Regions from separate parts of the Mus musculus genome. Here region 2 is linked to region 1. A link is a loop called in an ENCODE intact Hi-C map of the cell type or tissue named here. Cell type or tissue: gastrocnemius. All regions are shown on one strand. Links, peaks and the distances in the headings refer to the core of each region. The heading gives the core; the rest is flanking DNA.

Evidence for each region. Hi-C counts contacts between places; a loop is a spot of excess contacts. Peaks named below come from ENCODE experiments on the same cell type or tissue, not always from the same donor. Only the 100,000 strongest peaks of a DNase experiment are listed, where the experiment ranks them.
Region 2: it touches region 1 in a loop (2.7-fold over the local background); 2 of 42 quality-filtered maps call a loop at or near these places.

Annotation. Positions count from the first base shown.
Region 1 is chr14:48,937,954-48,953,203 of GRCm38, reverse strand. No RefSeq gene overlaps it. Among named protein-coding and RNA genes, the nearest start is that of Gm36024, 40 kb to the left of the region's middle. In gastrocnemius, for the core only: no CTCF peak of the experiment used is centred there; no DNase peak of the experiment used is centred there.
Region 2 is chr14:48,877,554-48,892,803 of GRCm38, reverse strand. It overlaps 4933429O19Rik (RIKEN cDNA 4933429O19 gene), which reads right to left and starts at 13,931. Exons shown (of 4, transcript NR_033783.1): 1 at 13,689-13,931; 2 at 11,874-11,952; 3 at 7,257-7,339; 4 at 5,692-6,915. It overlaps Gm534 (a long non-coding RNA gene), which reads left to right and starts at 10,885. Exons shown (of 2, transcript XR_874610.2): 1 at 10,885-11,248. In gastrocnemius, for the core only: no CTCF peak of the experiment used is centred there; a DNase peak (open chromatin) is centred at 5,523.

The DNA of each region.
Region 1 (15,250 bases), core at 6,766-9,265:
GTGCACGCCTTTAATCCCAGCACTCGGGAGGCAGAGGCAGGCAGATTTCTGAGTTTGAGGCCAGCCTGGTTTTCTTTTTTTTTCTTTTTTCTTTTTTTTTTTTAAGATTTATTTATTTATTATATGTAAGTACACTGTAGCTGTCTTCAGACACACCAGAAGAGGGAGTCAGATCTCATTACAGATGGTTGTGAGCCACCATGTGGTTGCTGGGATTTGAACTCTGGACCTTCGGAAGAGCAGTCGGGTGCTCTTACCCACTGAGCCATCTCACCAGCCCCAGCCTGGTTTTCAAAGTGAGTTCCAGGACAGCCAGGGCTAAACAGAGAAATCCTGTCTCGAAAACAAACAAACAAACAAAAAAACCATAACTATACATCCATTAGCTGATAAGGAATGACAAATTGATCATTAATTGATATAACTATCTTCTAAAAAAATCTACTCTACAAATATTTTATAGGGAACATAGTTCTGCATTTCCCAAGAGTATGGTGATTCCCCGACTCTCTCTCTCTCTCTCCCTCTCCCTCTCTGCCAACTCCTCTCCACTGGGCCAGGAGAAAACATAAATCATGTTTTCAAGGAAACTCTTCTGAGTGAGGGTGATCAGGAAGAGGGCACACATTACTTGAGGCCATTGCATCCTTCTTTGTCCTAATAGGAGACATTGGCATCGTCTTCTGATCATTTTAAGTACCACAAAAGCCCCAGCAGCTTCGAAATGGGGATGTTTAGCAGGTGGGAAAATGATGATGAGAAGCAAAATGTAATTTCTTCCACTATAACTCTCCACAAGCTGCACAGGCTCTGCAGTTAAATAAACACGTTTAAAGACAAAGATTTTGCATTTTCATTTAAACACTGCGGCTAGCGGCAGCTCACTTTCATTCTTTTGGAGCCTGCCCAGTCAGTGATTTGCATTTTCTCAAATAATCTCAGCAGTGTGCATCCTTCTGAAACACAGAGAGATAAAACCTTTTCTATGAGTGCTGAGTAAAACTACACAATATATATATACATACATACCTGTACATACACATATATATATTCATACACACACACACACACACACACACACACACACACACACACACACACATACATACATACATATGTTTCAGGTAGCCTCATGGATGGTAAGCAAATACAACTGATATTTATTTTTACTTTTGTGTGCATGTGCATACTAAACATGCACATAAATGTGCACTTGTGATTGTGAGTGTGCGCATATCTGTTTACATGTGGTACCAGAGGCCTTCCTTGATTGCCCTCCATGTTACCTTTGAGACAGGGTCTCTCACTGGTGCTCACCAATTTGCACGACCAGCTTGTCAGTGAGCCCTGAGGACACCTGCCTGTCCCTATCACCTAATGCTAGGGTTACAAAGATGTGCAACGGTGCTGGCTGTTTTTACATGGATGCTAACTCCTGCCTGTGTGGCAACACTTTGATGACTTAGCCATTTCTCCCACTCCTATTTTTGTTTACTATTGTATGCAGCAAACACTTGAACTTCACATACTTTCAATAAATATGGCATCATTCCTGTCTTCTCAATTGAAGAGTTGATTCTTTACGACATGTGCTTCAAATAGCACCCCCTCCTTTTTTTGAGACAGAGCCTTACATAGTTCAGGCTGGCCAAAACTGAACTATGAAAAGCCACTGTATAGCCAATGATGACTTTGTGCTTCTGTTGGGATTGCAGATGCATGTCCCCATGTTGGGTTTAGATTTCTAAGAATATCTGAGACTGATAGAAATATTTAATTGATAAAGGATGATTTAAAGTGATGGTAACTGAAAAGAAAAATGGATTACAAGTGACTATAAGGATAATTGTATCATCCCACCATGTTAGTGAGGATCCTGTGGGTTCTACTGTATCCTCTGACAAGTCACTAAACACCTTTTTACTTCATTTTTTCCATTTAGAGATGAGGATAGGGCCGAGGGTATTGCTCAGTAGTAGAGCGCTTGCCTTCCATGGGCAAGGCCATGGGTTCAATTTCCCCAGCATTATGAAAAAAAATTAAAAGAGACAATGTAGAACTTGCTTCACAGTCTCTGAGAAGAACACTGTGTATAGCCCATAGAACAGCAGAGAGTACATCTAAGGTGCCCAGAAAAAATTGTCTGTCAGAGAGTCTAACTTCATAACCATTTTAATGAACCCTCTGCAAACAATTATAACAGCTTTGAGAAGCATATGGCTCTAGCTTAAACTTTCCTGGGCTTTTCCCTGGGTTGGACTTTGGGCCTACCTGTCCCCTCCCACAGATATTCTCTACAGCCCACCCGATCCCCAGTAGGAAGGCCCTGTGCTTGCTGTGTGGTGGTCCTCTTGGTTTAGGTCATGAGCTCTTTTTTTCTCTCTCAGAAAATCAACCTCCAGGGTTTCCATGCCAACCACCACCCCGTGGAGATGTCTGCATCTCTACTCTTCTATGTCTTCCATGAGAGCCACCATGGACAAGGTACTGGAAATATATGAGAGCCCCAGCCTATTATAACTGACTGGTTTTGTATGATTAAGGAAAACCAAGACAAAGCCACCAGGTGTAATATCCGTAGTGACCATAACCCCGAAGAGCATCATAGTATCCAGAAGGACAGGTGGCTCCCGAGTCACTCACGGTGTCAGACTGCTTCTGTGTCCATCACCTCAGAGTTTCAGAGGTCTCATTGGAAGTGTTACAGGGAGCCCACCAGAGATGACCACTCAGACACAGTTTGTAGCCAAGTGAAAGTCTTTATTCCAGCTGGCTGGGACTGTACTCAGGTACTCTGATCCAAAGTGTAGTCCACAGCATTTAGATCAAGGGGCTTTAAAGGCAAGTCCCACAGCTCAATGTCTGATCCAGCAGCTGCAGGGGGAGGTTTGCACAAACAAGCAGCTTACCAGAAGCTGAGATAACTAGGGCTTATTGACTTGGGGCCTGGAATAGAGTTGGGTCATTTTCCATCGGATTCTTCATTACGGAGAGCAAACTATAGTCAAACCTAAAATGTCCTCAGCAAGAATACAAGAAGAAGGACCCTCTGCACGCTCTTGCCCAGTCACAGGAGGAACCCTTCACCCACTTCACAGCACACCCTGGTTCATGGTGCTTTACACTTGGCCTAAATTTTCAGCATGGCAGAAAGCTTTACTCATTTATTTTGTAACACTTTAAGGGTGCAGCATTTTAGTTTTAATTTTTGATTGCAGTAAAATAAACAAAGAATAAAATTTACCACTTTACCTACTTTTAAGTGTGGCGTTCTGTGGCATTAAGTATATCCATCATTTGTGCACAGGTTTCAGGGCACATCCATCTTCTGAGGCCGGAAGCTCCACACTTCCTCTTTCCCAGCCCCTGGCAATTATCATTAGGCTTCCTGCCTCTGTGCAATTACCGAATTCAGAGAATCTGTGCACATGGCCTCATACTCACACTGCATTTGTGCTTTTGTGTCCAGCTTATTTCACTAAGCGTAATGTTCTGGAGATTCATTTCTGTGTGGGAAGCCACATGTGCCGTTGCTGAGTGGCACTGACTACTGCTGGCCACCACGCATAAGATTGGACAAACAACCAATGCATACATATGCAGTAAAGTTTTTTGCAAAGACACTGCCTGGCCCAGGCATGATAATGAGGTTCTGTAAGGTACTGAGAGTATAACCAATCAGATGTGAGACATGCAAATGAGGCATGATAATGAGGTTCTGTAAGGTACTGAGAGTATAACCAATCAGATGTGAGACATGCAAATGAGGCATGATAATGAGGTTCTGTAAGGTACTGAGAGTATAACCAATCAGATGTGAGACATGCAAATGAGATATGATAATGAGGCTCTGTGAGGTACTGAGAGAGAGTAGCCAATCAGATGAGGAACATGCAAATGAGGCTTAGTGCATAACCAATCCGGGTATGAGACAAGCCTCTCCTAGGCCTATAAAAGCAGCACCAGTTCTGGGCTCGAAGTCTTTTCGCCTCTGCAATCAAGCTCTCCCAATAAACGTGTGCAGAAGGATCCTGTTGCAGCGTCGTTCTTGCTGGTCGAGTCCGGTGCGCGCAAGATTTCTGCTACAGTGTGGGTCAAAGTTCTTCCCTCTTTAAGGCCGAGTAATATCACACTGTGTGTGTTTGTCTACCTGCTCATTCACAGAGGTATGCTTAGGTTGTTTCCACTTCTTGGCTATTGAAAATAACATAACATTGCTAGAAACATGTCTCTATATAGACATTCCCTCTGGAACCCCGTTTTTCAGCTCTTCGGGCATAAATACTTAGAAGCAGAATGAAGCAGTCACACATTAATTCTCTTGGAAGTGTTTTTCGGAGAAATTGTGTATCAGTAAATGTTATGTCTGTGGACAGTGAATAATGATTAGAGCATTGATTCAAACACATGCAGTCCAGCATGTGCCATTTAAAGCTTTCAGCGGCAAGTACACTGTACTGTGAAAAGAAATTAAAAGTTTGAAAGTTAATTCAGAGGACTAGGAGGTGACTCCGTGGCTAAGAGAGCTCGCTGCTCTTCCAGAGGACTTAGCTTTTGCTCTAAATGCCCGTAGCAAGTGACTCTAACTACCTACAGTTCTAGTTCCAGGGGGTCCCATGCCTTCTGGCTCTTGGTTGCACTTGCATGTTGATGGTTTTCAGTAACTCACACAGGCACACACATAAATAAAAATTAAAAACCGGTTCAGGAAAATTAGAGGTGCAGGGACACACAATAGAGACTAATGGTTCAACGTCACAAAGACAGTCAGAGGCAGGGTCACGACAGTTAGGGGCCAACCCATACTCTTGTTTGTAATGGTAATTTCCTAGATGTAAGGCAGGGCCAGATATTCAGGGGAGCCAGGAATGTGTTTCTAGAATATGCCTTGTTGGATGTGACCCCTCCTGACATAAAAAGGGGCCTCTCCTGTGAATACAGAATACTAAAAAAATTAAACATTATTGTGCAATTCAAATTGACATAATTTTGTGTTTCAGCAAACATTAGGATCTGAAAATATGAAAATTAGTAACACATAATAACTATTTTTAAATCACGCACAGTTAAGCAAAGGAGAAGCTGACATGAATGAATGGCAGGCGCCAGACACAGAGGCCTGGGTGCTTAGATTATATTGCTGTGCACCAGTGCTCATGTTTCCCACAGACTGGTACACCACCGCCTAATCCACATTGCAGTGGTGTTAGGAATCAGACCTTTGGGAGGCGATTAGATCATGGGGCAGCACTCCAGTGAACGAGACTCATGTCCTTAGAGATGAGACATGCAAAAGCTAGATTCCTACCCTCCATACCCCCTGAGGATCCACGAGAAGATGACCATCTGCAGTGAGAGGAGAGAAGATGGCCACTCACTGGATTCAGGATCTAGACTTAGGCACTCTTTGATCCTAGACTCACCCACTTTGAGAAATCAACATTTGTTGTTTCAGCTGCATAGTCTAATTTTTTTGGTGACAGTCTGAGCTGACAAGGATAAGTATAGTTATATATGAGGTAACATGGTAGCTAGGGGGAAGAAGCCAGCATATGTGCTTTGCAGAGGTTGGGTTGGTAGATGGACACAAGTGGCTGAGCAGAGTGCTGAAGATTTTCATAGTGACCATGATATCTCTTGGTCCCTAGAACATAGGACACAGACGAAGGAGAAAAGCCCATCTCTTGGTCTAGTGTCCAGTAGTTCTGGTGAAGCATTCCAACCATCCAAATGTAGTTTGATGGGCTTCTATGCACAGTCATTTTGTTGCCCGGTCTTGTGAGCAGAGAGAGGCAGAATGATGAGAAAGATAACTAATATCAGATTGCCTGATATGGAAACAACCCTGTGAGAGAAGAGTGGCTGACAAACCCTGGAGGCTTTAAAAAGCAAGTTCTCTACTGAGAACTCTTCTGAAAGCAAAGCCAAAAGGTCAGAAGTGAGTGGGCCCAGTGTCCAAGGCTTTCAGGGAAAAGGAAAGGAGCTGTCCAGCAATTACAGTGAGGCCCGGAGCAAAGGAAGGGATCGGGAAGAGTTGTGACCTGAGACTTCTTTCCCTCTCTCCTCAGACAGATGGTCCTAGCTACAGTGATGTCTCGTAGCCCATTTTCTACACAGGCAAAGAGGGTGACCAGAAGGAATGGGAAAACTAGGAACTCATGGGGGGTGGTTGTTGGGGGATGGCAAGATCCTTAACTGTCAGTCTTACTATTGCCCATGTAATAAGCATTTGTATGACACTGGTCATGTGCCTTTTTATACAACATCCTTAAAAGCACAAATTATATGAGCTGAACCTGGTGGCACACCTATAATCCCAGTACTCAGTAGGCAGAGGCAGGCATAAATCTGAGTCAGAGGCCAGACTGGTCTATAGAGTAAGTTCCAGGACAGCTACTGGATAGAGCTACACAGAGAAATCCTGTCTGAAAAAACAAAAACAACAACAACAAAAAACACAGATTGTGCATTGCCTATTACACAGTTCCTAGTACAGTCTAGTACACAGTTCATGTCTAATTAAAAAAATACATGAATTAATTTCTCAGTGTTTCAGCATATTTTATAAGTAAACCAAATACTAAATTCTGCTCAAAATTATTTTCACCAGAGACTGTTTGAGCTGGGTATAATTAGGAGTCAGAGGTAGGAGGACTGCTGCAAGTTCAAGGACAACTTGGTTTACATACATGCACACGCACACACACACACACACACACACACACACACACACACACAGAGAAATGGCTTATGTTAAGAACATTTCCTATGCAGCATGAGGACGTGAGTGTGAATCCCTAGCATCTACACCAAAAAAGTCAGGCATGGTTGTTCATGCCTGTGGTCCTGATGCTGGTGGTAGGGTTGAGATGGACAGATACCAGAATCTTCCTGACCAGTGAGTCTATTCAAAACCACAACTTCAGGTTCAGTGAGAGACCTTGAGAAAGATTCCCAACATCCTCCGCTGACCTCTTTAAGCATGCACCCGTTCATACATCCATGCATATATATGCAATACCATACCTACACACATCACACAAGCAAACAAAGTAGAAAACCATATGCATCTTACGTAGTAGCTCTAAGATGTTTACTCTCATACAATTTGAGTGTTCGTATTCATATTTGTATATTTATACTATATGCATATATAGCTGATGTGAGCCTGATACTGCTCCTTGTGGTTAAGCTGGATGAAGAAAATTTTGTTAATGAAAATAAAGAGTAGAAAGATTAAACTTATAAAAGCCATGGAACTCGTCCTGAGACATAGCTAAAATTGACAGCCTGGCTTTCATATTTTCCATGAAGCCCCCTGCCTATGGCAGACTGCTCCCTTTCCAGGGCTCTAGAGCATGATGCTGGGCGGAGTCAGAGGGAAAGACTGATGGTTGCAGGCAACAGAGGCTCAACTTTAATTACCTTAAGCAAAGATGCAAATTCATTGGGTCTCATTACCTAGAAACCAGGCACTGCTGGATCCAGTTTCTCTGCCTTTCGAGTTTGCATATTTCTTCTTCTCTTTGTGTATTGGTCCCACTCTCTTACTGCAGAAATTCTTACTCTGCAGGAGGAAAAGGGTCCAACAACACCCCCACCCGCACCCCAGTTTCACAGTTTTGCACTTCCTGATCCAAAAGGAAGAGAGATAAAATTTCTTTTTAGTGCTGGTGTAGCTTGAGTTCTTAGGGTTGACACTCCAACTGATCCAGCTCGTCCTACCTGCTTGCCTCCTGGACCTGTGTATCTGGTCTGGGCACAGGATAGAATAATTGTCCTGTAGCCTAAAGGGGAATGACTTGAGAAATCTATTGACAGTCTCATGAAACAAGCAAGGGACAAAGAAAGGAGGCAGAAGGATCTTCCCGGGAGGAGTAGAGAAAGCAAGTATAGTGAGCAGGTTGAAACAGCAGCTCCAACATGCTCAGAGAATGCTTTGGTGCAAAGCTGGAGCCTGGGCTGTGGTGGGTTGTCCAGATCCACTAACAGGAAGTAAAATTGCTGGTTGGGTATATCTTTGACTCAGTGACACATATTACAGCCAGTGCTGGGCATCTGGTGGCACCAAGCACCTTTCTTCCTAACTCAGAACAATTCTTTTGATGACTCCTGGTTCTCCCCCCACCCCAGGCCTCTCCTTCATACCCAATGATAAATATGGATATACAGGATGGGCTGCCTCCTTCCTACGCCTCAATCCCTGAGTCTTATGTAGGGAACAGAGGAAGCCCCAAGTGAGTGTGTCCTGTTGACACAGGCGTGACTGTGTCAAGCATCAAAGCAATGGGAGTGACAAAGCCTTCCCCAGGTGAGAATCAAATGTAAATGACAAAGCCATCCTTAGGGGTCCCAAAATGGGTATTGACAGTGAGTGTAGAAAATGCCCACTATAGCTTCACCCATCACCCTGGATATTTACAGTCTGGAGACTGCTCCCCTACAGAGACTGCTCCTGCCAAGGCTAGCAAAACCTGCCTCCTCTATCCAGCTGTATACCGTAAACCTGCCTCCTTGTTTATCCATACACGATAACACTAGCTCCTTAATTCAGCTCTGTGCAATTATTCTGCCTCCCTGTTCAACTCTAACTAATAAACACACTAAGGAGCTGGGGTGCTGAGGTTTCTCCAGCAAAGATCCAAGTCCACCCAGCCCCAGCTTTCTGCCTGTGTGTCCATCTGTCTGTTGTTCTTTTCATTTCCTTGCCGTTCCAGTCAGGTCCCTCCCCTAAGCCATTTAAGGATGTGGCAGCCAGCTGCTTAAGTCCTCCTGTGTTTTTTCCCCTGAGAATAAAATCTATCATTTAATTTGACCTTCAAGGTCCTCCCTCAAGGTCCTCCCTCAAGCTTCCGACTCCTGACAGTGCTCCTTGCTCACTTCAGTCCCCTTCTTGGCCTGGCCCTGGATCTTCTTTTAGTTTTGTACATGTCAAGCAAGCTCCTTGTCATCCTTTGGGTCTCAACTCGGATGTCACCTTTACAGAGAGGGCCACTTAAGCGTTCTTCCTGCCCTATGTCACTCCATACTTCCCCTCCTTACCACACTCTGACATGACCTCCTGCTCGGTTTTCTTCCCTGATGTCAGCGTCTTCCTAAAGGAACAAATGTGGGGACCATGTTGGTTTTGCCTAGGGCTTTAAAGGTGGTCGTTCTATCGATTGTTGCACTCTCAGGATTGAGAGGTGAGCACTCCTTTCTTCTCCGTGAGACCAGTTTCGCCTCAAGCAGAATTGATGTCTGCCTCCACCGTGCAACCGCTGTGTCTTACCTTGTGTACCACACAGCTCTGGCGCTTGCTTTGCTACATGGCTTCTGCTCACCTGGTCTCTGAGTTAGACTGCGAGCCCTACGAGAGGAGGCTAATCAGACCTGCAACTTATCTCTGTACACCCCAAGCTGAGCGATGGTCCGCAGCAGGGGTTATCATGCTTATTAATAGAATGAAACAATGCCCCATCAGCGAGCAATCCGTAGCCAGGTTTATGGAGTCACAGGAAGGGGAGGGCTGAAGAACCCCAGAAAAGATATTGGTTCTTTCAGCTGGATTTGTTAGACTGGCAAGAGGTGGCAGGGTGAAGAAAGGGCTTCCTGAGCAGAAGATGAGAAATTAGCTGATAGACAGTGAGTATATTTCCAGGCCTTTCAGATTCACTTAATAGCTTCCGGTGGGTTAAAAAAAAAAAGACAATCGTGTTTTGGAGAAGCAAAAGACAGGGACTTGACAGTGTCCTTTTCATGCTTCTCTGGTCCCTTGATGTATTGTCTTCTTGAGCAAGTATCAATAGTGTGTGTATGCGGGGCAAAAAGCACCATCTTCAGATTGTAATGAATCTAAAACGAAAACCAGCCACGCAGTTGGCCAATGCTGCTTTAAAATTGCACATCAAGAACGGTCCTAGTGACAAACACTTTCAAGGCAAACAAACCAAACAGAAATTAAAAAATCTCTGTGGGGTATAAATATGTAATTACACTCACACAGGGAGCATTTTATCAGGTAAACCATCCCACTTTGTTAATTGAAATGCTTCAGCGCTGAGCTTTTTTTGACAAAGCGTCTGAATATGTATGTGTGCGGTGTAGACACGCTGTTTCGCCGCAGCTCTTCCTAGCTGGGGTTAACCGCCTCAAAGCCATTTCTCCGTGCAGCTGGGAGGTGGCTTCTCTAAGCCTCCCTTTTGTTTGTTTGCTTTGGTTTTCGTCAAGCTAAATTCATCGGGTTGCAAACCAGTTTGGAATGCTAAAGATCTGCCCCTGAACACAGTTGTTTTTAAAAATATCTAATAACTTGATTTTTTAAGTATCTCATTTGAAATACATCCACAAGCCATCCTTTTCCTGGTAATTTTAGAAATGTTATGACAGCCAAAATGGAATGCTCCAATAGTGTACATTAGCTGAGCGGGAGAACGGCCTGTGTTCTCAATGTGTGGCCTTAAGCCATCTAAATATGATTGCTTCCAGTTTCTAGTCTAAAATAAAGGTTATTCCATGATTTATTTAAAAAAAATTATTCCAGAATCTCCTGTGATTCATTGCATTTTGCTAAGAGTTTTTGAGCAGCTGGGTTGTTAATTCAAGCTAAGCTTTATAGTACATTGAACATTTGCTCCAAGGAAACCCTGTCTTCTTCTGGTATGTCTGAGGCTCTGGCATTTCTTCACGTCCTGGTGGGGCCTGTCCTGTGGCATAGCTCCAAAGTGTCCAGTGAAGACTTACCTGGTGACCTCTATCTATGAATATCACTGAGGTTTTCTGCAATGAGAGATCTAAAGGGGCCTGTGACTTGTGGCACTTAAATCCTTGGTCCCAATGTATGGCTTTCACAGTTTGGGCAGAACCAGCCCTGTAGCCTTTCCTAGTTCTTCAGAAGATGTAATATATAAGTTTCCCAGGGCTACTGCTGAAATGAGAACACACTAAGGCGCAAAATAAACAGGGACTTTCCCACACTTGTGGAGGCAGAAGACTTGCTTCCTAAAGGCTCTGAGGAGACTGGCTCTCTTCTCATGGCTTCAGACCTTCCTTAGCTTGCAGCTATGTTGTTCTAATCTCTGTGAGCCGGGTAACCTTCCCTTCTGATTCCTTGGGTCTTATTGCCTGTCCCATCTAAGGACACTTGCCATTGCACATTTATGAAAATAACATGTGTGTGTATGTGTGTGTGTATGTGTGTGTGTGTGTGTATGTGTGTGTATGTGTGTGTGTGTGTGTGTGTGTGTGTGTGTGTGTGTATGTGTGTGTGCTTGGAAACTCCCCCCTCCCTCCCTCCCTCTCTCCTTCCCTCCCTCCATGCCTCCCTTCTTTCCTTCCTTCTTCCTTGTCTTTCTTACAATTTGTTCTCTCAGGGCTGGAGAGATGGCTCATTGGTGAAGAGTACTCGCCACCCTTGCAGAGGACCTGGGTTTGGTTCCCATGTCCCATATCTGGCACCTCACAACCACTTCCAGTTTTGGGGGATCTGATGCCCTCTTCTGGCTTCTGAGGGTACTCAAATGCACATACAGGCATACAAAGAAACAAAATAAGATAATTTTTGAAGGATTCATTCTGTCTCTCCCTGCATTTTACTCCATGTGGCAAGGGGAAAGCAGGCTGCCCTCTCAGTAATCCCTGACTCCATCTGCTTTCCCAGACATCCGAGCACAGCACGGCCAGGGCCCAGACACTCTGTGACAAACGTGCTCTTCCCTCCAGTTTCAGTCACATATTGTTTTTTAGACAGAAGCCTCACCAAAGTATCTCAGCATCTGTATTCTTAATGACAACTGGCACAGTTTGTGTCCCCTAAGACAACAAAGACATTTTGAGAAACCTTTGGTAGACTCTCTTAGCACCAGCATTCACAGCTCTCGTCTCACCGCTTCACACCAAGCTCTCGTCTCACACACATCTCACAACTTCTGGCCTGCGGAAATACCCAGTTCCCAACGACTTCGGCACGGTGTGGCGTTTGCTACGGCAGCCCCTCTCCAAGATAGAGTCACAGTCCATGGCTCTCTCTTATTCTTTTATAACAAAAACGACAGGATGGATGACCTACTCAACAGAAATACATTTTCTGATATTTTCTGAAACTAGAAGCCAAGGTGCCAGAAATGTTGATTTCTGCTGACTTCCAGAGGGCCACCTTCCTACCAAGTCCTCTGCGCACATGGAGAGCAAGTAAATAATCCTCCTCTTTTCTCCTAATAAGGACACTAATCCTATTGATTCTGTTCTTATTCTCATGACTCAACTTAACTTTACCTTCTTACTAGCCCGACCGCCACATAAGTGACTTTGGGTTTGGGGGCTTCATCATAAGAGTTTAATTCATCAGCTATCATCAGAATTGCTGTAGAACACACCAACCCCCATTTAAGCCATTGACCCACCATTACCAGAATGGCAGTGCCCTAGAGTACTCTGTCCATTTGATCATGGGTGCCTCACTTTGAAGGAAAATACACAGGGGCACAGCATGCACATGTGTAAGTTGGGGGCTAGGATTTGAACCCAAAACAGAATGGTAAAAATAAAGTTTCATAAAGAGAAAGACTGAGAGAAGGATGGCGGTATTCTGGATGGTTATCACGAAAAAAGGGATTTCACTCACTGTGCTCAAATGGTAGCTCAAGGCCGGTGTACAGAAATTACAGGGAAGAAGTCGCTGAATATGGAGCTATGCGTACAGATACAGAGGTCAGGACATAATTCTTCAAAATAGTTTGCTTTACAGGGTAGATCATGTTCCTCCCTGTTGAGGAGGGTCTGAAAGCTGCAGCCCTAGGGAGGCCTAAGACATGTCCAGACATGGAATCTCCCATAAGGCACGTCCAGACACGGAATGGATTTTAGTGGAGAATGTGATTAAATATCCTCCATTATTCCAAGTTTCTGAGTATTTTCTGTTATCGTGGAGATAATTTAAAACGAGAACAGTGGCTGAATCATGAAGTTGTGAATACTTTAAACCTTTAGGCAAGAGAGTAGAGCAAGAGTCTTACCTAGTACACCGTTGTTGCAAATGGCATTTAAATGTTTTCTGATAGAAGAACACAGTCAATTTAGCAGGGATCTATCTGAATTAAGTTTTAAGAAAAATTTAAACACCCACGAGAACCATTTTCATTTATGACAGCTGGAAACCATCTCCGAAGTATACCCTAATAATTACACTTGGAGGATCTAGGGCACATCAAAGAATTAGGTGGAAGTGGTCATCACATTAATGACGTGCTTATCTTCCTCTGCTTGTCATAAAGAGCTTATAGAAATGTCTGATACCAGACTTTTCTTCCACTATTAATTAATTGAATGGGCATCAGGGACTCTATGATCTATTAAACAAAGGGTGAAACCCAGATGAAGTCGCATGAATTTCTAATACATACATATGCTTGAAAGCTAACAAAACAATATTCACTCTGGTCATAGGTATAAGAGAGTTGGTGTACACAGTTAGCAGCTCTCCATCCTGCTAATAGGCCTCTGTGGAAAATCGCAAACAGTTTTTTGTTTTTGTTTTATTTTTTATTGTATATTTTCTTTATTTATATTTCAAATGTTATCCCCTTTCCTGGTTTCCCCTCTGGAAACCCCCTATCACATCCCTCCTCCCCCTGCTTCTATGAGGGTGTTCCCCCCCATCTATTCCCATCTCCCCACCCTGGCATTCCCCTACACTGGGGCATTGAGTCTTCACAGGACTAAGGGCCTCTCCTCCCACTGATGACCAACAAGGCCATCCTCTGCTACATATGCAACTGGAACCATGGGTTGGTAGTTTAGTCCCTGGGAGCTCTGCGGGGTTTTGTTGGTGGATATTGTTGTTCTTCCTATGGGGTAGCAAACCCCTTCAGCTCCTTCAGTCCTTTTTCCAACTCCTTCACTGGGGACCCCTTGCTCAGTCCAATGGTTGGCTGCGAGCATCAATCTCTGTTTTTGTCTGGCTCTGGCAGACACTCTCGGGAGACAGCTATATCAGGCTCCTGTCAGCAAGCACTTCTTGGCATCCATAATAGTGTCTGGGTTTGGAGACTATATTGGATGGATCCCCAGGTAGAGCAGTCTCTGGATGGTCTTTCCTTCAGTCTCTGCTCCACACTTTGTCTCCGCATTTCCTTCCGTGAGTATTTTGTTTCCCCTTCTAAGAAGGACCAAAGCACCCACACTTTGGTCTTCCTTCTTCTTGAGCTTCATGTGGTCTGCGAATTGTATCTTGGGTATTCCGAGCTTAAAAGGGCTTGAGATTCTGTTTTCTCAAAGAATCTGAAATTAAAGTTGAAGGGTTGTCCTGCACAGTGATTCGACATATGTAGATTGTTACCATGCTCTGGGTGTGCTTGCTTTCCATGGCGACATCCATGTGTGCTTTGCCAGATGACTCTCAGTTAAAACCTTACATGAATGCTTTCACTCAGTCTTGACTCCTCCCTTTCCCACTCAAATGCTTCTGGCAAAGGAGCTCAACTGGACAAAAGCTCAATCTCCTAACAGCCCCAGGTCCAGGAAACTTGTCAAAACTTTCTTTATCTTTACAACCAAAATAAAGACTGCGTAAGAAAGACCTGCACCAAGCTTGCCCAGCTGGAGAACCCTGGCACAGAAGACAAAATTCTCAGTGCAGATGGAAGATGGGAGATGATGGGCCACCAAAAGAAGCCTGATGAAAGGAAAACCAATTACGCAGAGGGCCTTCTGCCTTCCCATGGCCTCCAGCATGTGCAACCTCCAGGCTGGCTTCTGCTTTCTTTTTAGTTGTATTAGTTGCTTTTACTATTGATAAGAAGCAACTTATAGGAAGAAAGATTTCTTCTGGCTTACAGTTCACAGATAGCCCATCATGGCAGATGGGCTTGGTGGTGATATCATAAAGTGTTTGGTTGCATGGCCTTGGCAGTTAGGAAGCAGAGTGTTCTGGGCAGAAATAGATCTGGCCCTTAACCAACCACTACATCTCTATTTCTACTAGTTGGTCCCCATGTCCAAAAGGTCTGAGAACCTCCCCAAAAAGTGCTTCAAGCTGGGGACTAAGTGTTCAAACACATGGGACATGAAAGACATCTTACATTCAAACTCTTAATATTATCCATACTTCATAATATACCTGGAAAGTCGTTTCTTAACCTGCTCTCTGATCCTCGTTCATCTCTTCCTATACAAGAAAACTTGCAAGGCTGGGAAGATGGTTTAGTGGGTAAAATGTTTGTGCCCACGAGGACTGACGTTTGGATCCCTGGCATCCATGTACATGCTGGGTGGG
Region 2 (15,250 bases), core at 4,406-6,905, 58 kb after region 1:
GTCTGTCAGTATGGTGACCTACTGGATACAAGGGTATCCTCACATACATTTCCTATGGAACTAATTTTAGTCACTCTTGAAGTTTAGAATTATTTTGCAATTTGCACTGCATAAAACTATCAGGAAAATGCGCATGTAACATTTTTAATGACTTGAGTTTATGGTATGTGTCACAATATCTTTTCCAGAAACTTTTTTTAACTAGAGTTTAATGATTAAAAAAGTCTTTTTCATCAATCAAGTTTGCAATTAAGCAAATATATTTTTTAATATTTTGCATTTTCCGAAGAGATATATTTGTTTTTTTTCAGTTAAATTTGAGGAATCAGAACCATTTTTAAAACAGCTAAACTTATTTACACTAGTCAGGTAAGGGCTTGATGATTTTTAACCTACATTTCATTTCCTAGTACAGCATTTTAGTTTGTGTCTCAGCATCAATAAGGTTCAAGAAACAAAAGCTGGACAAATTAGGAAGTCTGGGGTTTTTTGTTTTGTTTTTTGTTTTTTAAGTCTTAGTTCTATCTTCCAGTCGGTGCCCATGTGTAAAGTCCACACTTGTCAGTAGCAGCCAAGTCACCATGGGCAGGCTGTGAGAACCCACTTCAGGAAGTTGGTAGCTGCTGTGCCAACAGCCTAGAAACCTTCTCAAGGAACTGAAAACTGTTTACATGTCCAGTGTGTGAAAGTTTCATGTGTATGTGTGTGTGTGATTTCTGGATTTTTTTTTATCTGCAGTATCAATATGCAAATTTATTTATTACAAGTTGAATCTCATTGAAATGAGAATGAAAAGGCAATACTGTCCCTTTACTATGGTTCACTAACCTTGTTCACACTGAGTTACTGATGCTCAGTAGGAGTTTGCCAGCACCAGCTCCACTCAACCCTTGATGATTATGGAGGCTTTAATTATAATTGAAAATGGGGGGGGGGGGACCTCACTAAAATCTAATCCAAAAATCAATTTTGCATAGAATTTAATAACAGATGGAAGCTTAAAATTCTATAAGTATCAAATGGGAAAAAAATAAAACCTAACATGAAGAAATAAGACTTTAGTCTCCAGAGTCGGTCCCACTACCTGTGTGGAAACGTCCCGATCTCGCCTCTTTCATCAAGTACATGACAAAGGAATTGGCCTCACGCTGAGGCATGGTAAACACATTATGAAATAAAGGCAGGCATCATAAACAGTACCAGCCATGTGAAACAAAGGCGAGCCAGAGGCTGGGGACAGTTTCTCCCTCTCTGGCACTCAGGCTGAGGGTTCTGCCACCGCGGTTGCTAGTCTTTGCATTCTTCCTCTGGGCCTGCCGTGGAGTGGACTTCAGTGGCTGCCCATGAAGCTAGACAGGCTCAAAAACTTCTCCATCCTCTGCTGAGTTTTTCTTGCTTGCTGTGTACCCCAGCAGAAGAACCTCCGAAGGGAGGAAGAGAAAGTGCCCGTGTTTCCTGTTCATCTGCCATGCTTGCGGGAGGGCTCCGGGGTGTGGTCCTGTTCTGTTTGAGACATAAAATAAAACCCTTTCTATATTGCAGCTAAAAGCTAGCGAATATTATTTTTGCTTTCTTGATCTAAGAATCCAAGCACTGTAGAGAGTTGATCTCTTGGTTGTTGTTTTTGTTAGTCTTGTCTCGTGTGGGTTGTTTTGTTTTGTTTATTAACTGTGATAAAATATGGAGGTTTGTATAGACGGTGTACATGCACCTTAAAGAAAATTGCTCTGACTCTGATGGTCACGATGCGGGTGAGGCTACAGGTATGTTCCACATATGGAGACAGTTTTTTCCAATGAAAAGCAGAGTTTTGTTATTCACAACAACCAAAGGTTCCCCAGCCAGAACTCATAACTCAGATCTTCTATTGCAAATAAATAAACCCCACAGCCCTTATGGTCTCGGTTGCCCCTGAGAAGTCCATGGTAGCTGAGCCCGGTCATCTCCTGTGTTATGGCAGCCCCGGAACACTGGTGATACTATGCCTGGATTCCAGTCCTGTGCTGGAGGGAGCAGCCAACCTTTGCTTGCAAACCTTTTAATTTAAACAAAAGACTTGAAAAAAAAAGTAGTTCTTAAATGCAGTTTAATCAATCAAGAGAGAGATGGATGGTGAAGCAGCTAGTAGGATCTGTAGCCAGACTGTCTCCTCCAGCCTTCGTGCCATGTGAAGACACAAACTCAAGACGAATTTCCTGGCTCAGGGATGGCTGTACGTTTGACAATCTGACAAATTATTTTGCTGTGAGGATAATACTTTGGTAAGCCTAACATGTAAAGCCTTAGTTCTCTGATGTGAAAACGAGCCACCATTACCACAAAGGGTCTCAACAAACCCCAAACTGGTAAATTCACCTTCATCTTTTCTTCTTGTAGTATCTGGCATATTACTTTCAAGGAAAGACTGATCTTTTCACCCAAACTTTCCTAAAAGGTTTTTCCAAAGACTTTCTTTTTCAAAATGGAGGACCATCCACCCACACACCAGTGCAATAATGCCTACCAGATACTAATGCTGTTTTTACAGTTCATATGTCTCCCACATTGTTCCTTTTGCTTTCAGAGAAAATTTGAGTAGAGATTTTAGAAAATACACTTGTGTTGGGTGTTTAAATGCTGGAGTTTGGGAGAGCTGGTGTCTTTGTCCTAGCATCTTTCCTTGGTACCATGGGTTAGACCAACACTGAACACACCAAATCCTACTTCCCTCCAGATATAGATGACCATTAATCGTTTAATTCAAGACTGTTGGCTGAACTTGATTTTTCAAAAAATTTAAACATAATTATTTCTGTTTTTCAATATTTTTAAAAATCAGAAAATTTTAAAAGGAGAATTAATATTGCCCAGAGAAAGAGAGAGGGGTTGGCCCTTTTCCTTACTTGTTATCTTTCCTCCTCCCTCCATCCATCCCCCCTTCTTTTTCTTTCCTTCTGTCTGTCTTTCCTTTCTCTACCCATATTTATTTGCTGAAAATGGCCTGCAGTTGGGCATAAACAATATTATCCACTTTGCTTCCTCTTATTAATCCAGGGGAGCCCCCGTCTAATCTCCCACTCATTTCATGCCCGAAGCACAAATGTATTGCTTTGTTTTACAACATACTTCATTCCATCTGTTTGAAGCCTGGTAAGTCAATATTTATCACATTTCTAGATTCTGCATCACTACTGAGCACATCACAACAGGCAGACAAGCCCATCATTCTTTCTTCATGATTTTGGCGTTTAAAAGTGTTATCTCTGTGATGTTAATCTCGCCATTTTCTGCTAGAATATGGTAGCCGGCCTCGTGTTTAAGTAAATCATAAAAACACAACATTTTCAAAGTTCTCCGTTCCCCAGCCCTCTGTAATTACCGTGTCGTGATTACCTTTTCCCTTTCACCGCAGCTTTCTGTGGAAGCCCCGGGAAAGAGTTACTAAAAATTAAATTTCATGCTTGCGTGTGTTTCTGTGATCTGCTGCGTGTATGATCTCTGAGTGCAAACTTCTCTCAAAATAAATGGATTACCCTCTTTACTACACTGTCTGATGTCTCCTCAACTGATAGCATAGCTTCCCTGTGATCTCTAACCCACCACAATCAGAAGGACAAGCGTTGAAATGGGGGCCTCACGGTGGCGCCCTCTGCCTTCGCCGTCCCCTTCCGCAGCACCGGGCAGGCGGCTTGGTCCCAGTCTTCTGCACCGCAAGGACCCCTCCTTGCAAGCCCCCCTCCACACACACACACACCCGCCCCGAACCTTCACTCTCGCCAGTGGAACCCACTTTAGGAAACACTGTCCTAAAAATTAGGATATTGAGTTCTCAATGCCTTGAGCTAGACAGTGTTTGCTGTAAAGAAAGTTCCGTCTCCATACCTGTTAAGAGGTTGATTGGGGAGGAAGTTTTCTGTTATATTAAAACGAATTTAATATATCTTAAATAGCCTAAAACTGCAAAAACCTTGGGAGTTTCCATGGACACCCTCAACCCCCGGAAAACCTGTTGGAGTAGCAGGTTTTCCAAAAGCAAGCGCATGGTTTGTGGGCAGACAGCCTCCGACCTTTCCTAAAGTGCTCTGTAAATATCACCATTGCTTAGTTTGTGAAAGACTAATGTGTTTCCACTAACAAAACTGTCTTCAGGGTGGCTGCTCTCTAGAATAATGCCTGTTTTCCTACTGGGCTTTCTATTGCTGGCATTTTTTCTTTTAAAGGCAATTAAATTTGTCTAAGGGATTGTACTTTGAGGCTATCCAAGGAATTTTAATCAAGAATCAACGAGAAAGCCAAAGTTCTGAGTGGGTGTTAGAGCAGAGACAAAGTAGCAGACCTCAGAAGTATTAATCAGGTACATTTTCTGATACTGCCTTCTGACAAGAGGCAGGTTGTTCTCTTTAAAAAAAAAATCTGTAAGTAAACATTATAAATAAATAATTTGTTTTGGAATGCCCAGCTTCTAGATCTACAAAGTGACATTCACACAACAGGGAAGTTGTGTTACTGATATTAACACAACAATGCAGTTGCTTCTCTTCCTAAGAGCACTAAACCACCAAGGACTTTCCTCTAAAGAGAACACCAGAATCTGTCTAGGTTTACATACCAAGTTCCAGGCCAGCCAAGTCTGCATAGGAAGACCTTGTCTCAAAAAAAAAAGAAAAAAGAAAAGAAAAAAGGAAAAAGGAAGGAAGGAAGGAAGGGAGGGAGGAAGGAAGGAAGGAAGGAAGGAAGGAAGGAAGGAAGGAAGGAAGGAAGGAAGGAAGGAAGGAAGGAAAGGTCTGGAGAGATGACTCAAATTTGAGAGCTGGCTTCTCTCACAAAGGACATGGGTCCAATTCTCAGCACCCAAATGGCACTCACCACCATCCATAACTAACTTTTTGAGATCCAATGCCCTCTTCTGAATTCTATGGGCTCTTGCATATACAGGATACACAGTCCTACATGCAGGAAAAACACCCATATACCATGCATACAAACATTTTTTTCAATGAAAAAACTATTTAGTAAAAGAAAGAAACGAACCACCAGAATGAGTGTCACCCTTAAAGGATGCATTCTTTCAATACGGGAGACAGACTTACAAGTGAGTAGAGGGGTGGTGTGGAAACTAAGTATATAAAGTTGGTGTGGCCATAACACAGCAGCACTCATCTGTTCTTGCAACAGAGCAAAGAAACCAGGCAACTGCCAGCAAGGGAAATCAGGCTAGAAAACCCAAAAGTCCTAGGCACCAACACTTGATGTTCTTGTGACTTTAAAAAGCTCCCAATCAGAGGGGAGGTGGCCCCAGCCATCTCTCTTTGCAGGAACTCACACACCTAGAAAACAAATACATACAGTTATGCACCACCGTGGGAACGTACTGTGAAGCCAATGGAGAGAAACATAATAAACATGTCATACAAGAAGCATATGCTATGATGTAAAGCTTTGGGTTCTCCACAGTGCAGCTCCATTGTAACAACCAAAGCACGGGCATGTAGCAAAACAGAATAAGAAGTCTGGCATGCAGGCCAGCAGAAGCCATCCGGCCAGCGCACAGCCTTGTTAAGCCCGGCTTGCCACCCTGAGGACACTTCTGCTGCACCAGAAACCTTGTCCATCCCCAAAGACCACAGAGCTAAATTAAACAATGAGCATGAACTGAAGCACATGTCTGAGAAGTCACAGCATATTATAAATAAGGCTCTTCGTTATTAATTTCTGGAAAGAGCTGTTTTTAATTAATCTGGTGATAATTGTGTTTCACAAATGAAAGGGCTTCAAATGCACTATAATAAAGGACTAAATATTAAGAAAAGGTACACTTTTCTAAGAGACTTAATACACCCCAGATGTTACGAGTTTGGTGATTTTATGTAACTATGTCTTTTATGTAATTGGTGTTTGATTCCCTTAAAATAGTCCACTGTTTTTGTATTTTTACATGTTTATATAAGACATGCTGACGATGACGGTGCACACCTGTTGTCCCAGCACTCAGGAGGCTGAGGCAGGAGGATTGCTGTGAGTGAAAGAGCAATCTGGGCTATGTAATAAGTTTAAGGACTGTCTGAGATACATGGTAAGACATTGCCTCACAAAATGAAATATGCATGTTTGTCTGGAAAGTTATAAATCATGCTTTTAATTTCATTCCTCAAGAAAAAAAGGAAAGAAAACCGAAAGAAACAAAGACCTCCTTAGTAATTACTTTTGAAATTCAGCTTTAGTTTGTTAGCCCAGATGAGGTAGCTGGGCTCAGGAACCAGGTTTTCTCTTCTCCACACCCTTAGTACTGAATCCAGCCCTGCTATGTAAGCAAGGCTTCAATACACATCGACTGAGATGTGTGATATAGAATCAAGTTGATAAAAGGCACACATTCAAGTCTCATCAGTTGTGTGAAGAACTGATTGTGGTTATCACGGTTTAAGCAGATTGATTTTGGTGTTTGTATTTCTCTACGTGCTGACTTCGCCCGGCCTGCTTCCCAAAGGGCTGTGCCTGAGACCATTCTCCTGAGGGATGCTGTTGGAGGTTGATCATAAGAAGCCTGTGAGATCATAGGCACAGTCTGGGCTTCAGGCCTTCCTTCTCATATGCCTGCTTTTTACTGGAAACAGGAAGTGTGTTTTCCTCTGTTTACTACCCAATTAAAAGTTGCAGTGTGTGCGGGCCAAGCGAGTGGCACTCTCCATTCAGCTTCAGCCGAACCAAAGAAACCAGGCAGCTGCCAGAGAGGGAAATCAGGCTGGAAAACCCAAAGGTCCTAGGTCCCAACACTTTATTTGACGTTTTGACTTTATATATGACGTTTGCTAGCAGAAGCATCGTCTAGATTTCTAGGGAAGAATGAAGAGTGTAGTCTCTTAGAATACTGTTGTTTTATGAAATCTCAGCTTCAAGTGTGTCCAGTCTTTCCTTCTTTCTTTTTTTTTTTTCTTTCTGGAAATAGAAAAACATAAACAAGGAGCTAAGGCATTATTAAGGTAATAATTCAAATATTGAAAGGTATAGCTGAGAAAGAACGAAAAGATTACATCAAGTATTTTTACATATTTTTACATTTTCTCCCTTTTACAGTTGCATCCCAGACTTGTATGGGAATTCAAAACCAAGGAAAACATGAGATATGACCTAGAAGACCCACAGTGAATTGAGGGAATGACGCCTGCGTGCGTTTGCAGGTACATACACTCTCTCACACACACAAACACAATTAATAAGGCAGTGACTAAAAACAACACATGAATAATAATTGCAAGATGGTGAAATTAAAAGCTTACACAAAAATCCACAAGTACAAAGCACCTTCCAAGAGTGGGATTTGTCAGGAGACGCTCTCTGAAGAACTGGACTCGAGCAGAGCCTGTGAAGTATAATATTTTATGTTGCCTTTATTCAACAAACATTGATTTAAGTACCTTTGTGGGCTGGGTCCTGGCTGAGCCGCAGCCTGATGTGTCAGGATGAACAAAACAAGGCCATATTCTTGCCTTTATTCTTGTAAAAATATTTCTCTTTATTTTTTCTTTTCTGCACTTGTGTACAATGTGTGCATGCGTGTATGTGCCGTGTGTGTGGGTTCATGTGTGTGTGTGTGTCTTGCACGTGGGTGTGTATGAAGGCATATGCATGCACAAATGTGGATGCCTGACGTTGGTATCAGGTGTCTTCTTCTGTTGTGTTCCATTTTCTTTATTGAAAAAAGGCCTCTGGCCGAACATGGTGCCAGCCATTTTAGGGAGTCTGGCTAGTCAGTTTGCCCCCAGGGGTTTCCGAGGTCTCCCTCCCAAGCGCTGGAATTACAGGAGTTTCCTTGTCTGTTCAGCTTTAACAGGGATGCTGAAAGTCCTACCTCCAGTCCCCACCCTTGTGACACAAGTGCTTTATTACCTAGCCATCTCTCCGATGCGGTTTCTTTTGATGTCAGAATATACTGTTCTCTGAAAGCACGCTGGAAATTTGTGGTCCAGTATTCCTGGATTCAGCTACCACAGGAGCAAAGGCAGTAAGGAAGAACACTGGCTAATGCAAAGAGGACACTCACAAACACTTCTTGATGTTGCTGGCAACAGGATCTTGTGTAGCCCAGGCTGACCTCTAACTCAGTGTGTTGCTGAAGTCAGCTATGAACTTCTGATCCTCCTGCCTCCGCCTGCCACATGCTGGAATGACAGATCTGTACAGCCGAGCCAGGCAGACACAAGTTTCAAACCCAAAGGAGCAGCCCCAAGACCGCAGCACAAATGAGCTCTTAGCAGCTAGTAGTTCATCACTCTGTTTCAAACATAAATCTAGGCCTATAGGTTAACATTTTACATACAAAAGACTTTCTGGAGTAACTAATATAGTTGTCAATATTCACTTGAAATTGTCATGGACTTCTTTCTCTCTCTCTCTCTTTCTTTCTCTCTCTCTCTCTCTTTCTTTCTTTCTTTCTTTCTTTCTTTCTTTCTTTCTTTCTTTCTTTCTTTCTTTCTTTCTTTCTTTCTTTCTTTCTCTCTCTCTTTCTTCCTTCCTTTCTTCCTTCCTTCCTCCCTCCCTCCCTCTCTTCTTTCCTTCCTTCCTTCCTTCCTTCCTTCCTTCCTTCCTTCCTTCCTTCCTTCCTTCCTTCCTTCCTTCCTTCCTTCCTTCCTCTTCTGATGGCTGTTTTCACTTTCTAATTGCTACATTTTTAAAACAAAAGGTGACTGACATCACCTGTGACCCAGCCCCCCTCCCCAATGTCTGTTTCTAGACACTGCCACCCCCACTCACCAACCACCCTCTGTCTCTATTTTCTGATTCTTCTTCTCCAGTTACACCCTAGTTGTGGCACCCTAACCTTTCTGGCCTTTTACAGTTGTATCTACATGCTACCGTCACTTAAAGGTCTTTGTGTAGTTCTGCAGTGACATCTGCCATGAATTTTCAAACCTTACTATCAAGGTCCTCCCTAAGACGCTTCTCCCTCTTCCTCCTGTCTTTAGAAGTACTCCTCTTCAATATCTTGGCTTCCCAGCCCACCAGAGGCGTGCGGCCACACTTCTCTGGTTTTCTTCCTGCTTCCCAGCACTCATTCAGTTTCCTTTGTAGATTCTCTTCTGCATCTCCGTCCCTCCCTATGTGGGTTGGCCAGAATCCTATCCTGTCTCCTCTCTTGCTATTCCATATGGTCCCTTCATGGTAAGCCCTTCCAAACATATATTTCCTCCGCTTGATGTGTCCAAAATTGTATACATCACTCCTCAGTGTCATTTACTTCTTCCTTGGTCCCCCATGCCCACCCTGCCATCCAATGCAGGAATATAGTGGCTGTTTGTGCCTTCCCTCACCTCCCACTCTTACTCAGTCCTGGAACTCAGACCCTCTAATGTCTCTGCCGTGAATGTACATTTGTCAGTTCTTACTGTCTTATGTCAAACTAGCATCCATTCTAAGACACCATCTTGGCCAATATCCATAATAACCGTGTTCGCTGGGAGTTAAAAATCAATGCTTAGTTACAGATGAATGGCACTTGTTGATACCAAGATTTGAAACCAGACAGTTCAGCTCCAGGAACCTGCTCCATACCCCAATTCTGGGGAGGCTTAAGTCAAACAAACCCTTTCCTTCCGAAGTTACTTTGGTCATGGTTTTTCATCACAGCAATAGAAATCTTGACTAAAACAGCTAAGGTCTAGCTGGAATCTCCCTGCCTCAGCCTCCCAAGTGTCTAGGCTTACAGGCCTGCCCCCACAAGCCCCAGCTTAGGATCCTCACTCTTAAGTACACATTCTATTGCTTCTGTGCTTTGGAAGAAGAAAGTGGGCAACTCTCAAATATATTCTCTTCCTTTGCTAGTCAAGAGCACCGTCCAGAACTGTCACGCCACAGAGGTGGCCTGCGGTCCTTCTGGAAATACTCTCTGGGCGACCCAGGTCTACTCATCAGAATTTGCTTTTCTTGTGAGTCCAGGGAATCCTTGTGCTTGAGAGGCCTGCTCTTGTCCAGCTGCTGAAAGGAGGTGTAAGTGTGTATAATCAAAGTGTTTGCCTTCATAGCCCCATTCTTCCATTGAATAGCTTTATCTGTGGTTCACAGTGAGACTGTTTTGTGGAAGGCAGAAGCACTTCTAACCAATAGCAAGCTATCATTCCAACCCAGATCAAGAAAGCTTGAGGAACACATGAGAACCAGGGAGCTGGGAGGGAGAGGTCACAGCTGTGTGACCTGAAGAATATCTGCTCCTTCTAGGGTGCCTGACCACGTGCAACTCTGTCTTCCTAACAGAACAATACAAATATAAATACACTTTTAAAAGGGATGGGTAGCCTAGAGGGAGAGACCACAGTCCTTCTGTCTTATGACATCGTCTGGCAACTGAGTCATATTCATTTATAGTCATACAAAGCAGAGGTGGAGTGTAGCTAAGGCTTGGGTGCATGGTGCATTGGCAATAGACATAGACACAAACCCCCAAAATCCCCAGGTCTTATGGCCTGCCTCTGGCAATGGGACCACACACATGAAATCATCTTTTGTGTTGATTATTGCGTTTCCTTTTACAAAGATTGTGTCCTGGGAACCCTTGTCTCCAGCTCTGAGGCCATGCACATGGAGGGAAATTGTGAATGCTACCTCATCTGTATGTGCAGGGGGAAAAAGATTTGCTTTCTGCATTTTCACTGACATCTACAATCTATAAGACTCTTCTTTGAAGCCTCAGAATTATATCCAAAGACCACTATTGTCTTACAGCTTATATAAGAAAATCCTTCTCTTGGCTTTACAATTAACACTGAAATGCTAAGTGGTAATATTGATGAGTTTGGGAGAGAGAGCCAGAAGTCTAGAGAAAAATGTGAATGAATCTCTCTCTCTCTCTCTCTCTGTCTCTCTCTCTCTCTCTCTCCCTCCCTCCCCCCCTCTCAAGGCAGGCTTAGTAAAATCTCTACCACTAGATCCAATCCCATTAAAATGAGTTGTAAAAAAGTGAAGTTTTCATGCTGTTAAGCTGCTTCCGTGTGGCAGCAGCATCCCTGCATGCAGCATGTATGTGTGGGACTCTTGCATTCCGAATCGAATCTGTGCAAAGATGGTCCTCAGATCTGCCGTCTTCCCTTAGGGGTCTTCCAAGAGAAACACCCGCCAACTCAATCCCTCCCTGACCAAGAGACACTGGAGCCTTCAGATACATCAGGAGGAGAAGCTGAATTGAGCACAGTTTCACAAATATCTGTGACTTGTAGATTCCATGCTGCAGAAAACCATCAGCAGAAACAGGAGGCTGACCTTGCTGGCCAGAACAAAGGTAGGATTTACTTTTTTGATGGCTGTGAATTTTTTCTTTCTCATAAGAGAGGAATTTAATGAACCTCGATTCTTAAGGAAGTCAGAAGCAGATAACTGAAAGTGGGCTTGGCTCTTCCTTATCTCCCTTGCTCACCTCGGCCACACACCAGGTCTCAGCCCGAACCTCCAAACCCTCATCTGCCCACTGAAGTGCAGACATCTTTCAACTTTGACCTAAATGGTGATTGAACTTTCATCCCAAGGAAGCAGTTTTGAACATTAAGCCACTTCGAGACTTGAAAAGAGCCTGGATGTGTGAGCTCTTCTTAAGCAAGAATCCCAATACCGTGGTCTCTGGCTAACCAATAGAATAAACACTGCATGTCCCAATCCTAGAGGTGATATGTGGGGTGTAGCTAGTCACCAGCAGGAGATGTTTCTGCCTGACCCATTTTAATAGATAAATAAGATGCCAGAGAAAAAGATAAAGAGTCAGTTCCTTTAACTTTTCCAGACATTTTATATGGAAGAAAATATGTATATAGCTTAAGAAAGCAGAAGTGAAAAGGGAAAAAATATAAGCATTTTAGGGTAAATCATGCTCATATCTTGGGTTTCACTTATAGACAGCCAAAAAATCATACCATCTGTTTGTTGTCTAGATGACTTTGCAGGTAAAGTTACTTGTCACAAAGCCTAAAGACCCGAGTTCCATCCTCAGACCTACACAGTGGAAAGAAAGAATTGACCACCTGAAGTTGTGCTCTGACCCACACAAGCACACCACCAAATGCATACATGCACCCCACAGAAATAAAAGTAAGAAAAAAATCATAATAACTCATAATGTCTTTAGGAAACACAGCATCACAAACAATAGCTGTTTGAATGGACAACCCTCTCTCTATTCCTGACTAAATTTATGGAGGATTTGCCTTTAGCCACAAGCAGACCCAGATGAGGATATGCCTCAAAGAGACCATCTGAGGGGCAGAGTAAGTCTGAGAGGATTAACAGCAGAATAAAACCCAGATTAAATCAAATAACCAAAGAGAAATTAGTAGCGCTAGAAAGGTTTTAATGTCTGTCCCAGGGAAACGCCTACCTCAGTGCGCTGGCAGAGGAGGGGGCACATGGCAGCTGTCAATCAAAGTCCCAGGCTAACTTTGATTTCTATTTGGAACGTTCATGGCTCGCACTTTTAAGAAAGTAATTTATACTAGCTTTATTTTCCCTGTCAGTTAGCGTAATGGAGGCTGCCAAAACACTGTCACTTCTTATAACTGATTGCTGCCCCCTCCTTCCCAGGGTTGTCATAAGTGTCTCCAGTGTATTTGTCTTTGGAATGTTGCTCCTTTATTGCCTTTTGTGGGTCGTGTCTTACTCTGGCATTTTTACTGCAGTAGACACATTGCTATATTACAACAGGCCAAAGGTCGTTCACACAGCCATCAATTCGAAGAATGATTTTTTTTTTTTTTGGTTAATAAAACTAACTTACTGAGGGCTGCTTGCTGTGAGGAGAGTTTATATTTGCCAGATCATAGTTTTCTAGAAAATGATGAAATGTCAACCATCAAATTATAATGACTTGTCAGAAATCAAATTCCCTGGGGCTGGAGAGATGGCTCAGCAGTTATGAGCCTATGCTGCTACTCCAAAGGATCCAAGTTTGGTTCCCAGCTTCCATGTCAGGTGGCTCACCGCTGCCTGCAGTGTCAATTCCAGGGGATCTTCCTCAGGTCTCTGAAGGCATCTGCACTCCCATGTACAATCCTCCTCCCCCCAACAGACACACGACACATTCTTAAAAATAGAGCTGTAGAAACAAACAGTCAAACCCCACTGCATCCCTTTGAATCATGTGGATCTTGAGGATGAGCAGAAAGTCCTGTCGTGCTGTGAGGTGCCAACAAGCTGAAGCAAACTCTCGCTTGCAAGCATCTGTGGCAAGTGTTACTTTTCCTGTGGCCCCACAAAGCCTCACAGAGGTGAGTGTTCAGGTTAAGGTCTCGGGTTAAAAGGTGGGGAAGACAAACCTGGCAGCCATCTGCCGAGTTCTCTGATAAATTAATTCCGTTCTTTCAGCTGGGGCTTTTTAAACGCAAAGTGGGCAGGACAACAGTGCCTACCTCCTCAGTTTACCATGGAGGAAGAACAGGCACACCCAGCAGCTGGCTTTCTAAACATGTGTTAGCCAGTGAAGGCGCTTTATCGAATTAACAAATAGCCCTGTCCCTGTGGGTTTGGGACAACCCAACCACCCTTGCGGAGGCTTGTGCCCACTGTCGTGAGTGGCAGTCAGCTCTAGGTAGTCACCAGGGTGATAGAGCAACTGCCTTCTTGGACCTTGCAGGTCACATGCAGAGGGGGAGAGTGCTCTAACTTGGTGGCAAATAAAAGCCCAACTCAGAAGTGACCAATAGGACTTGTCAGCAAACTCATATGACCCCACTTACCTACCAAAGGCGATGGAGGCGAATGCTGGAAATATCTGGCAGTTACCATCAATGATGGTACCCACAAAACATTTTATATACTTACCTGTGGTTATACAAGGGTATATGGAGGGGCAGAGAAAGGAGAGAGGAAAGGGAAGGAAGAGGGGGACCAGGGAGAGAATTAATCTCTCTTTTTCTGTAGATGGGTCAGAAAGACTTGCTTCAAGTCGGCCTCCGGTAAAGCAGAACCGTCGTTTCCATGGCAACGAGAAACTTTTCATGGGGACTTCATCTCACCTGACACCCAGGTGATTTAAGCAAAGGAGGGGACAGGGAGGGAACTTCCACTGCTCCCCTCAATCCGCTTCCAGGGGACCATTTTCCCTCAGCAAGTCGATGTCATCCTCATGAAATAATTGGCAAGAGAGAGAAGAATCTGCATGGGTGACAGGATCCATCAGCTAAACACCACCTGGGGAGTAGCTTTTGGGTAATTAGGGCACTCTGTTGCAGTCAGGGCTGGGACAGTCACACTGGGTGCGACACTAGTCTGGTCATTTTAACTCTCAGATACTTATGTGTAGAGATAAGCCTAAGCTTGGTGTGGGTTTGAGTCACACATAACAGATTACATTATAGCTCTGGCTCTGGAAGGGCATTGCTAAGCCTCTGTCTGGCACAGGCGGGCTCAGTGATGATCCCAGCTCATTATTTCATGCCACCGGTCCATCGGGGCTCACAGATTCCTCCCTCTCCCCCCACCCCCGTAGAAAATGTAACATTCCGTTCAGCTCTGTTAATAAAGTAAAGCTTAGAAATGGAATTTCCCAGGTGAACTCTGTCCCGGTCATGGGGTGAGCTACACAGTGCAGGAAGAATACCAAGGGCACCAGGGCACCTGCTACACCAGCAGACCCAGAAGCTCTGAGCTCTGCAAGCATCCCTGGACTCAGGGCCGTGGGTCAAAGTTGCATTCCTGACCCAGCTGGTGGGTTGGAACCAGCTAGGGGCAGCCCCAGCTGATTGGCAATGGCGCCAACTAACAACCTAGTCCTGCTGTGGTCCGAACCAGTGAGCATCTCCCAGCACAACCGTGTCCCCAGTGGGATCGCAAGGCCTCCTGAAATTACCCATGGAGCCTTGGGCTAGTAGGACTTAGCAAGACCCAGGTTCTGCGCCTGCTCACTGGCCATAGTCCACCTACATACTCTTTCTGGTCCCATCTTCTTTCTAATAAAATGTTGCGTTTGAATTAGCTGGTGCTTTTCAAACTTTATCTCCCTATCTGCATTAGTAAATAAAGTTTGATTATCCTGAGTTGGCAGAGAAGTTGGAAGACTTGAGAACCAGAGCCTTGAAAACTAGGAAGCCTCTTTTCCCTTTATTTATGCATTTGTGTATTATTTATTTATTTATTTATTTATTTATTTATTTATTTATTTATTTATTTATTTTTATCTTTCACATAGAGCTTGTGCACCTTTATGATCTGAGAGGGTGAGCACATGAACCCATTGTGCCCTTCACTGTGAGTGACAGCCCATTGGCTTCTCCACCCTTGCAGAATTCCAGGAGGCCGT